Regions from separate parts of the Mus musculus genome. Here region 1 is linked to region 2. A link is a loop called in an ENCODE intact Hi-C map of the cell type or tissue named here. Cell type or tissue: left cerebral cortex. All regions are shown on one strand. Links, peaks and the distances in the headings refer to the core of each region. The heading gives the core; the rest is flanking DNA. Region 1 has its middle 11 kb from the start of Kcnk10. Region 2 has its middle 55 kb from the start of Gpr65.

What was found. Peaks named below come from ENCODE experiments on the same cell type or tissue, not always from the same donor. Only the 100,000 strongest peaks of a DNase experiment are listed, where the experiment ranks them.
Region 1: a loop joins it to region 2, with 2.2 times the contacts of the local background. A loop is called at or near these places in 5 of 42 quality-filtered maps.

The regions. Positions count from the first base shown.
Region 1 is chr12:98,582,547-98,587,931 of GRCm38, reverse strand. No RefSeq gene overlaps it. Among named protein-coding and RNA genes, the nearest start is that of Kcnk10, 11 kb to the right of the region's middle. In left cerebral cortex, for the core only: a CTCF peak has its summit at 2,427 (motif pointing right); no DNase peak of the experiment used is centred there.
Region 2 is chr12:98,321,174-98,326,558 of GRCm38, reverse strand. No RefSeq gene overlaps it. Among named protein-coding and RNA genes, the nearest start is that of Gpr65, 55 kb to the right of the region's middle. In left cerebral cortex, for the core only: a CTCF peak has its summit at 2,205 (motif pointing left); DNase peaks (open chromatin) are centred at 1,882 and 2,202.

The DNA of each region.
Region 1 (5,385 bases), core at 94-5,093, 260 kb before region 2:
GCCAGAGATGGTTCCCAGCACCCACATCAAACAACACACGCGCACACACTAATAAAAAAAAATAGTTTAGAGAGACGAAGTGACTTTGCATATTCACACAGTGTGTGTGTGTGGTAATTCTTACTAAATGGTTGTTCCCATTTCTATAGAACACTCTGAAGTCATGGGCAAAACCAAAACGAAAACCAAAACAAAAACCAAAACCAAAAAAAAAAAAAAAAAAAAAAACAATCATTCATAACAAGAAGCATGCACTTGTGATAAACTACAGTAGACTAGACAAACAGAGCAAGAAAGAACTGATAAAAGGAATGATGGGGGGGGGTGCTGTGTAAAATGGTATTTTGTTTAACCAGTTTGACAGGATTAAAAACTGTCTATAGGATTGGTGAGGCCCGAAGGGGAGGGGATTGTTGGTCACATCTACTGAGGGGGAGACTCACTTGAAATATGGGCAGCACCTTCTCATGGGCTTTAGTCTAGACAGAATATAAAAGAAAAAAGAGGTAGCTGGCTCAGTGCCCACATACCCCCTTTCTCTAGCTCTCGGTCTTTAACAGCCAGCTCTCACAGTCACAAGCTCCCACCAGTGCCACATTCTGGCCAGGCTCAGGGGCAAGAGGTCATTACTGGACCCTCTGAAAACACAAACCCAAATCTTTCCTCCTGTATTACCTCTGTCAGATATTTGGTGACGGTGGTGACTCGAAGCACACGTCAGCACGAGTCACAGCAGACATGTCTTGCATAATATGAATTTTAAAGAGAGGATAAGTTTGCCTGAGAGGCATAAGGGAGACAGTGGTAAGGACCAGCTTGAAGTTGCTAATGGGAGCCAAGTCGGCCATACATGAGGAGGATTTTGGGGGATGTTGAGAATGGGGTTATATATGAAGAGCAGGTATGTTATAAGAGTTGCTTAGTTAACATCTGGAATGAGGTGTTTAGATAATTGAACTTTATTATTATTATTATTATTATTATTTGTAGCTTCTTGTGCTTTGGAAATGTTTCTCAAGGTTTATATGCAGCAGACTTATGGTAATGGCATAGGAGAGATGGGAATTTGGGAAGGTGATTGGGACATGAGTACTCTGTCTTTATGGATGGACAAATTTGCTCCTGTGTTAATGGGTTATCTCAGGAGAAACAATTTCAAAAGCAAGTTCTTTCTGGCTGTTTTGCTCTAACTTCCTATGTTGGTCTTTTAAACTATGTTCTGATCCTGCAAAAAGACACCCATCCAATGCCAAACAAATGCCAGAGATGCTCTTGGACTTTCTATTGCCTAGAACCATGAGCTAAATAAAGATCTGTGTTTTAGAAATTATTCAGTCTCAGGTATTTTGTTATAGCAACAGAAAACAGACTAAGACAGGGAAGTTTTGAAAGCTCAGATTTCATAATCCCTTCTAATGGTCAAATCTCACGATTCATCCTTCTCACCAGCCAAACACAGAATTCATCAAGAAATCACATCTCCAATGGACCAAGGATCTTCTGTGAGTGGTAGAAACATTATAAAGATCTCTAGCTTTCCATGGAGAAGAAGCAGGGAGTGGATAAATGCACTAACTCCAAATTACGTCCCCTTGAATATAAAATTCAGTAGATGAAGTCTCTGCTGTCAGTTTTTAAAATTCTATTTGCCAGAAAAAAATACTATCTCCAATGAGCTTATATTTCAAATAAAATTTTCTAGCATCAAACTCAGAAAATAATAGGTGATGCTATCTCCCAGGAGCAGGATAGAGTAAAGCAAAACTCAGCACAAATGCATGAGCTTCGTGTCCTTTCAATGCCCTGAAAAATTAGTGTGTTCCCGAGGTGGCCAGAAGCAGAGAATGAATCCCCACAGCAGTTCAGAATTAAATTTATTATTTCCATCATTCGTGGCTCTAAAGCAACAGAGGCATTGTTTTTATATTAAGTTTAAGCTTATTTTTTTTAATCTTGAGAAGGAAAATTGTTACGATGTTGCAGAGTTATGATATTTTGATGTTTTTCAAATTGAGTAGAATGCAAGTTAGGAAACAAGCTAAAAATGTTCAGAAATGACAGACATAAAAATATATTTTATTCTTTAAGACTAATCTAGAGTTATGATGTCAAATGATTAGAATTTGTCCTTTATTTCTGCTCACTGCACCCATCAGTAAATAGGCATCCCATGAGTGGCTGGAGCATAGTACAGTTGTGTAGTTTTGTGCATCATGTATCAGCAATAGACTGGGGGGGGGTTAGTGGGATCTGAGATTCCATCCAAGTTTTGGATCTACTGCTGTGCTTCCTAGGATCAGCTTGCCCTTCCTGTGGCTCCTCCAACCCTTCATCTTCAAGGAGCTTCCTTTATCAGGACAAAAGAACGAAGGCATTGCAATGTCCACATTATGAAAGGGTTAGTGCTCTCATTTGGCCTGAAGAGGGCGCATTTCTCCAATTACCATATACACTACTGGTAACCTTGTTTAACAGGCTACGCTATTACTGGCTGTCTTGGCATACAGTGACCTTGTTAATATATAAGAAAATTGGACATTTGAGTCTTCCAAGACATTTCTGGAAGTAGCTTCAATGAGGTGAGTTCTGAATCTCTGAGATTTTTGCTAGGGTGCACAAACAGTGGGGGCGATTGTTAAAGGACTTTTAGCAATCATACTGGACTCTTTCTAACTAAAGGTTATGGTCATAATTTGGGAACCCGACCACAGGGCTTTTTTTGAATTTTTTTTTTTAATGATAGCCCAGAGTTGGAAAGAAATGGACAAGAATGTCCTTTTGTAAGAGGTGCAGGAGAATGTTAGACATTACACTTAGAAGCAGACCTTTGATTCCTGATGAAGAAGGCGATGCATCTCGCTGGTTATTTTAAGGATCTGAGTGGATCAATGTTTCCATACATATGGGTAACATTAGAAGGCTGCTAAACTAAAGCATCAAAATCTAAATATAGGAACACTATCTGGGCTAGGAAGGTCCTTTTCCTAGACTCAGTATTATTAACTGAATAGGATTAAGTAATGCAGTGTTTGTATACATGAAGAATGGAGCCTTCCTCCCAAGGCTCAGGCATCATCTCACAAGAGGAAGCAGAAAGATGACGAGAACCAGAGATTGTGGATGACCACAAGGAAATGATATTTCCAAGACGCAGCAGGGCAGTTGCACATACACACCCACAGTAATTGTGATAGCATGCCTAAGACTTGCACAAGCTTAGGATAGATAGAAATCCCAGAACTGGGAAGGAAAGTGGCCACCAAGTCTCACTCTAACCGAGGAGGGATTAGTAACTGATACACTCTGGGAGAGGGAGAGTCAGTGTTCTTAAATGGGTGGCCTCTGGTAGGTAGGCCATGCTCCAGAGGAAATCCAAGAGTATATGGGCAGCACAGAATGTCTGAGATGGACTTAGAGTTAAGAACAAAGAGACACAGAGCTGGGTGGGTAGGGGGATGCTGCTGAGGTGCTGAATGTGTTCCAAATACATTGTATGAGTTTCTCAAAGAACTAATGAAATGGGAGAAGAGGGTCAGGTTTCAACCAGGACGCACAGGTAAGCACTCTACAGGACTAGAGAGGCTTCAAGGAAGCAGCAGGGCTGTTCTCAGGTAATGTCCCCCGTTTAAGATTTATTGTTCAGTACCTTGCATTGTATGTTCTGCTGTTAAAACACAGGTACTTCGGGGATCAGAAGAATGTGTGACCTCTAAGTCAGTTCTCTAAGAGAGAGAAAACTCGCTTTTCTCAGGAGAACAATCTAAGCAGACAGTATTTGGTGGTGGGGAGTTGGCCACCAGACCGACTCTCTCAATACAGCTTCATGTGGTCAGCTGCACATGGGGGTAGTAGCTTGGCTTAGAGACTGGTGGGTCCTGGACTTCAATTAGACAGCTCTGGTTGTTTCCAACTTCCATCTCTAACTAACCATGTTTACTTGGACAAAGCACTCCTTCTTCAGGTTCCAGCGTCACCCTTAATAAATGCCTATCAGGCTTTTAAATGTGACCGTGCCAATAACTGTCCTCATGTTCCAGGACTATTATGAGAAATAAGTGAAGCATTCTGTAAAAGTGGTAGTCACATGCCTGGCAGAGAGCCAGAAGAAACTTTTCATCTGAAAATTTCTGTGTATTGCCGCTTTATAATAATCTTGTAACTAGACGTAGCCATAGTATCGACTATCCCATTTTATATGTGAAGGAGTGAACTAAGTTTCAGGACTTTGGTTGGTTGTATTCCTGACTGTGAAAGGTAGTCATCCAAAGTGGGTATAAGCTGACAAAATACTTCACTGTTAACAACTACTGATGACTCTTTTATAAGTAAATGAGTCCAGTAAGAAATAGAGACATTTCAGTTTTCTTTTCTGGAACTTATAGTGAAAAATATGTTTTGTTTTGTTTTTTTTTTCAGAAAAGCTCACTGGAGGGCTGGGGAGATGCTCAGTTGATAAAGGGCTTGCTATTCAAGCATGAGAGCCCAAACCCAATCTCCAGAATTCATGTTAAAAAGCACCCCAGTCCCACTTATCAACCCACACCTTCATACCTGCCCTCTGTCCTGGCCACCTCTCTCACAAAATAGAATATAAAAACATATAAAAGCAAAACGAAGCACCTGACTATAAAAGCTGCACATTTCACAGTGTGTTCCACAGTATACCGTTTTGCCCAAACAGCTTGACTTGCAAATGTTCATTGCAGTGAGTCATCGGTCAGGTTCGAGCCCTCTGGCTTCTGCTACACTATCAATACTGCATCCTTATGAGACTCTTCTTGGATATCTTGTTGTTGACCTGTGTCATGGAGATCATGCAGCTTTGGATCTGTAGGGCTGGCTCCTTCACATGCTCCAACAGTTCATAGATGGGGTGGCAGTTGGGGTGGCCAACTCAAAGCCTTGGATCTAGGCCTGGGTGGTAGCTGAGTTGTTCAGCCCGACAGCTCTCCAGTGCTCACCCCAGCAGGGACAACTCTTCCAAATTGCCCAGGCTGGGGCATGGGGATACCTCTTCTGGCCCATGTTCCTGCACAGCTGATGAGAGGCAGGGCCAGCTCTCCCATAGAAAAGCCTCTTAATGAAGAGTCGAGAAGCCAGGCCTGGTGCACAGGCTTGTAATGCTAGCTTTTTGAGAGGTTAGCTTAAAGGACTGGGAGTTCAAGCATCCTTGGGTTAGAGATTGAGTTCTAGGAAAGCCTTCAATTGTGGGTGAGGACTTTATCTCAAGAAATAAAAGTAAGGGTCGGAGACTATAGTTCAGGGGCCGAGTGCTTGCCTATCATAACGCAAGAGCCTAGGTTTGATACTCAGCTCTGAAAAAAAGGGTTTAGAAATGTCTTCACTACATATATTGAAAAAATCCCTGAGTGATATGTTGGAATG
Region 2 (5,385 bases), core at 320-5,319:
CGACCGGCCAGGAAAGACGCAGCAAACCAGAATCTTCTGCGGCAAAACTTTATTGCTTACATCTTCAGGAGCAAGAGTGCAAGCCCCAAAAACAAAAACAAAAGCGAAACCCCGTCCCTATTAAGGAGAGTTATCCTTCGCCTAGGACGTATCACTCCCTGATTGGCTGCAGCCCATGGCCGAGTTGTCGTCACGGGGAAGGCAGAGCACATGGGGTGGAGAACTACCCTTGGCACATGCGCAGATTATTTGTTTACCACTTAGAACACAGCTGTCAGCGCCATCTTGTAACGGCGAATGTGGGGGCGGCTTCCCACACCTCTGTTTTCTCTGTTATTTTAAGCCACATATTGTATTTTCATATTAGTTTTCTTGTATTTTCTCTTCTTTTTGGTTTCAAACTCTTTGATTTATCCCCTCAATGTCTTTATCATTTTGACAAGACATTCTTTTTCTTTTGTTGTATGCATTTTCACTTACCTGAAAATTTTCTTTATGATGGCTGAATTAAAATCTTTATCAAGCTTATCTGTGGCACATTGATACTATCATCTGTTTATAGTCTTTTCTCATTTAGCTTGGGGAAATTCCTATTTATTGGTATATGTCAGACTATGGCCAGTATTGCACCGGTGTGCACATCTTGGCATGCAGGCTGTGTTGCAGTTTGTAGCGTTCACATCTGGGTTAGCTCATTCATGCCAGTCTCCTCCAGCAGTTCACACAGCCCCTTCCAACACTATAAAAGAGAGCCAACAATGAGGAGGCATCCAGCTTGGTTAGAATTAATTTCTCTTCAAGTTGTGTGGTGTTTCAGCAATAGACTATTATCTACACTGCACGAGACTGTATTGTTTTGGGGACATCTGAGTTTCACTGACCAGAACCTCATAGGAAGCAACCCACACCCAGCTCTAGAATTTTTTTAAAAATAAACAATAGCTTTTAGGAACAGTGTTATCCAGCCATGACACGTCATGTATCTCCCTTTCAAATCCTTTAAAATTGTATATTGGGAAAGTATCTTCACCAACCCTGATATATATGTATATATCACCAGCCCTGCATTATTATATAACCTACTACTCTATAAACCATATATATAGAGAGAGGTAGGTTTCTATATGGCTTTTTAACATGTTGTTTATTTTCACTAACCCTTCTTTTCTCTTTTCTCTCCTCTCCCCACTACCTAGTCTCCCAGCCACTTGCTTAAACAAACCCTCCCAACTCCAGTTTTTTCTGCCTTCCAGTTTTACAACGCCTTCATCATTAAATGCCCCACCTTGGGACTCTATTGAAGTTTCCTAACTTTTCAGGTGTTCCAGGTTAAACACACAAATTTAAAGACTCAAAGTTTGGATTCATGAAATGAAATATGGACTATTTGTCTGCTGGACCTAGGTTAACATATTCAGTATATTTTCCCCCCAGTTCTGTCTAATCACCTGTGAATTTTGTTTATCCTTACAACCAGATAAAATTCCTTTTCACTATATATTCATCTGTTGATGGACATCAGGCAGATTCCACTTAGATATTGTGAACTGAGCACACCCTAACATGTAAATCCTTACCTTTGGTTTTTTTGGTTTTCTTGATGATAGCCATTCTGAATGGGGCAGTGAAAAATCTCACAGCATTGTAGTGTTTGGTCCATGTTGCTTGACTCCATGAACTTGGGAAGAACAAGGTAGCTCCAGGAGTGTATGGAGACTCTCATCACAGACAGTACTTGAATAAAAAAGGGGGGGGGGGAATCATAGCCAGATATAATCTTCAAACGCCTTCTTCCATTGACCCAGTTCTTCCAGTTAGACATCACGTCATGTTTCCACCATTTCCTAAAATAGTGCCACCAGCTGGAGTCCAGGTGTTCAAAGATTGACTCTGTAGACAGCATTTATATCAAAATCATAGCATGGAAGAGTTAACAGAACCTCGAGAGGCAGATACATTTGTTTCTCAAATGGGCAAACTACCCTTTCTAATCACTTGCTATAGGTAATAGTCTAACCTTCTTAACAAACTTCATTCAAAAACCCATGGAAATATTGTGATAGATTTTGTTACTATTTTAAAGGGAAGTAAGTGGTGAAATTTGTTTTTTAATGGGATTTGATCACTTTAGAAAACATAAGGCTCCCAGAAGCTTTGGGGGATTGTCTACTTGGTGACTCCAAAACATGTAAGTAGAAGCCCTCTAGTGGAAGGTTCCAGAATCACTCCTGTAATGACTACAAATGAGAGATTTATGCCCCTCCTTAGATTTGGGAACAAAACACCCATGGAAGGAGTTACAGAGACAAAGTTTGGAGCTGAGATGAAAGGATGGACCATGTAGAGACTGCCATATCCAGGGATCCACCCCATAATCAGCATCCAAACGCTGACACCATTGCATACACTAGCAAGATTTTATTGAAAGGACCCAGATGTAGCTGTCTCTTGTGAGACTATGCCGGGGCCTAGCAAACACAGAAGTGGATGCTCACAGTCAGCTAATGGATGGATCACAGGGCTCCCAATGGAGGAGCTAGAGAAAGTAGCCAAGGAGCTAAAGGGATCTGCAACCCTATAGGTGGAACAACATTATGAACTAACCAGTACCCCGGAGCTCTTGACTCTAGCTGCATATATATCAAAAGATGGCCTAGTCGGCCATCACTGGAAAGAGAGGCCCATTGGATTTGCAAACTTTATATGCCCCAGTACAGGGGAACACCAGGGCCAAAAAGGGGGAGTGGGTGGGCAGGGGAGTGGGGGTGGGTGGATATGGGGGACTTTTGGTATAGCATTGGAAATGTAAATGAGCTAAATACCTAATAAAAATGGAAAAAAAAACTGGCTGAAATCTGGTTGAAATGTACAGATCAGGTGAATGTGAAGAAGGATTTTTAAAATAAAGAGATGATAAAAAGTCAAAAAAAAAAAAGTACAGAATGCAATTGAGCTCCTAAGAGCAAGTTGGATCAAATATCTTTATTAGTAATACTCATCTGCAACATAGCTTGTGTTATCACTTTCTTATGTTTTTGTCAGTTTACCTGAAACAACCATTACTAGTCTCTGTAAATCTTAGGTGGATCAAGAATGGTGTGTGGTCTTTGGTACAGACACTGCCTTGATTTCTATCAATCTAGAACCAACTTTGATCAATTACTACATTGGCTCACAGTTGCTGGATGGCACAGGATAGTTGTAACTTCATGACTGAGAGTGAATCCCAACTGTTTCTGGTAAAGAACACATTTATAAAGCCTATTTTCACATTGTGGCAGGAGGTAATTGTCAATGACTGTAATGAATGAAACCAGTTTTCAGAATAGATTATTCAGAGGTCATTTGTAGAAAGACATCTAATCTTTATGTTCATAAACTGTCTTTGAGTCAATTTATCTCTCCTGATTTCAGCCATTTTGGAGCTTAGCTGTTTGCTCTACATAGAAAGAACACCAATCAATTATGTTAGACTTGATTATACCATCGGGAAGCACCTCCACTTCGGTTAAATAGTGGGAATTTCCCGAAATCATAATAATTAGCATGCCCATTACTAAAGTTACTTATTTTTCTAGATTCCTGGCACACCCACACCCAATGACCTCTGGTAATGTCTGGCCACAAGAGAAGTTCTCTAACACCCATCTTCTCTCCAAACCTTTCCTGCTTCTGTGACTTCTTCTAGTTTGTGTGCTAGTGGTGAGCTCCCTGCTCTCTTATCTATTTACCTTCCTTCCACTTTCTTCTTCCTCTTGTATTGAACCTGTTCTTTGGCTGAAGTTGCTCCTCTCCTTGCCTGTCTTTCCTTTAGCAAACCCGAACACTGGGATGCCGCTCAACACACTCCCTCACAGCTTCTTAATTTCCCAACTTCTCAGTTTTCCTCCTGAAACGTCCACTTCTGTCCATCTGGTCAGTTGGCCTTGTGTTTACATGCCTGTACCCTTGCCTTTCAAAGCCCGGAGCCTGAACTCTTTCCAAATAACCAAACAGCAACTGCTTCCCATTTTGATTCATTCTGCTCCTTGGTCTCACCTTACTCTAAGGGATTCCCCAACCTACTCCCCCTCTTTGGGGGCCTGGATAGCTCTTCCACCCTTGGTGTCAGCAGAGCTGTTGTCACTTTCTCAATCTCTATTTCCTACAGCCTTCTCATGCTCTTTTAGAGACTGTAGGTTAGTCACAACCTTCCAAACCCAAACAGATTTGCTCATAGGTGTCCTTTTTCGAAACAACAGAGTTCTGGACCCCATAACTGCTGTGAAAAAGAGGAATCCATCGTTTTCTATAGGATGCTGCTATGTAAACCAGTCTAGATTAGTCCTAGATGCAGCAAGGAAAATCAGTGCCCCAACCTGAACTCCCCTGATATTCTGCCTCTTTATGACAATGGCCTGACTATCTTCCTTCCTGAGATTTCTTAACTCTACTGATCTTTACATCCTATCTTCTCAGCTGCTTAACAAGTTGGCATCACTGAGAACTCCTTTACACAAAGCCCTCCCTCAAAGACACATTGACAACCTCTTTATCCAAATTTCTGATACCAGAGCCTGGGCCAAGACCCTTCTCATCCACCCTGCCCTTGTCCATCAGGAAAGAGTCATGAAAATGACCATGTCCCGTCCCCCCCCCTTTTTTTCCTATCTAATAGACAAAAGTCAGGAGGGATGGCCATGTCTGTGCTCTTTTGTGAAGCCCCTACATTTTGGTTCAACAGTAGTTTTGTCAGAATCCACAGTAATTTGGTCCCCAGAAGCAAAGAAACTTATTTTTCTAGATTCTTGACTTCTCTGCCTTTGAAACACACAGTAAGAGTCACTAGGAGAGAAGTATACTAGTCACATGGCATTATTTGACAGAATACTTACTGGATATTCCTAGTAACAGCCTAGTAACTACAGACTAAGAGTGGGAAGTGTGCCATTCCTCCCCTCTCTTCTTCCACTGAAGCCTAGGAGGTAGGTGCTCCATCTCTGCCATTTGCCATTTGGGCCTTCTACACTGCTGCCTTTCTGCCCATCTCTGGTATTGATAAAATAGATAAATCTCTTACCTAGAGATACATGCTGTCACAGTGTCCCCTCGAGCCTTATACCTGACAGTTTAGAGTTTCCCACTATGACCTTTGTTCATAATGTGTGTGCTGGTTTTCCCCATTGGCAGTTAAGTGCTACTGTGCAAGATTTCAGCCTCTTTGGTGCAAAGTTTCCTTCCACACAAAAAGACTAATAATAATATTTTCCTCTTAGTGTTGACACGAGAATTAAAAAGTGAAAATTCCTTAGCTCTGCTCAAGGAAAAACCAGTTGTTAAAAATACCAGCTATTGTCATGATTGCAAACAGCCCACAGAGGAATATAAAATCTTTAAAGTTAGCTT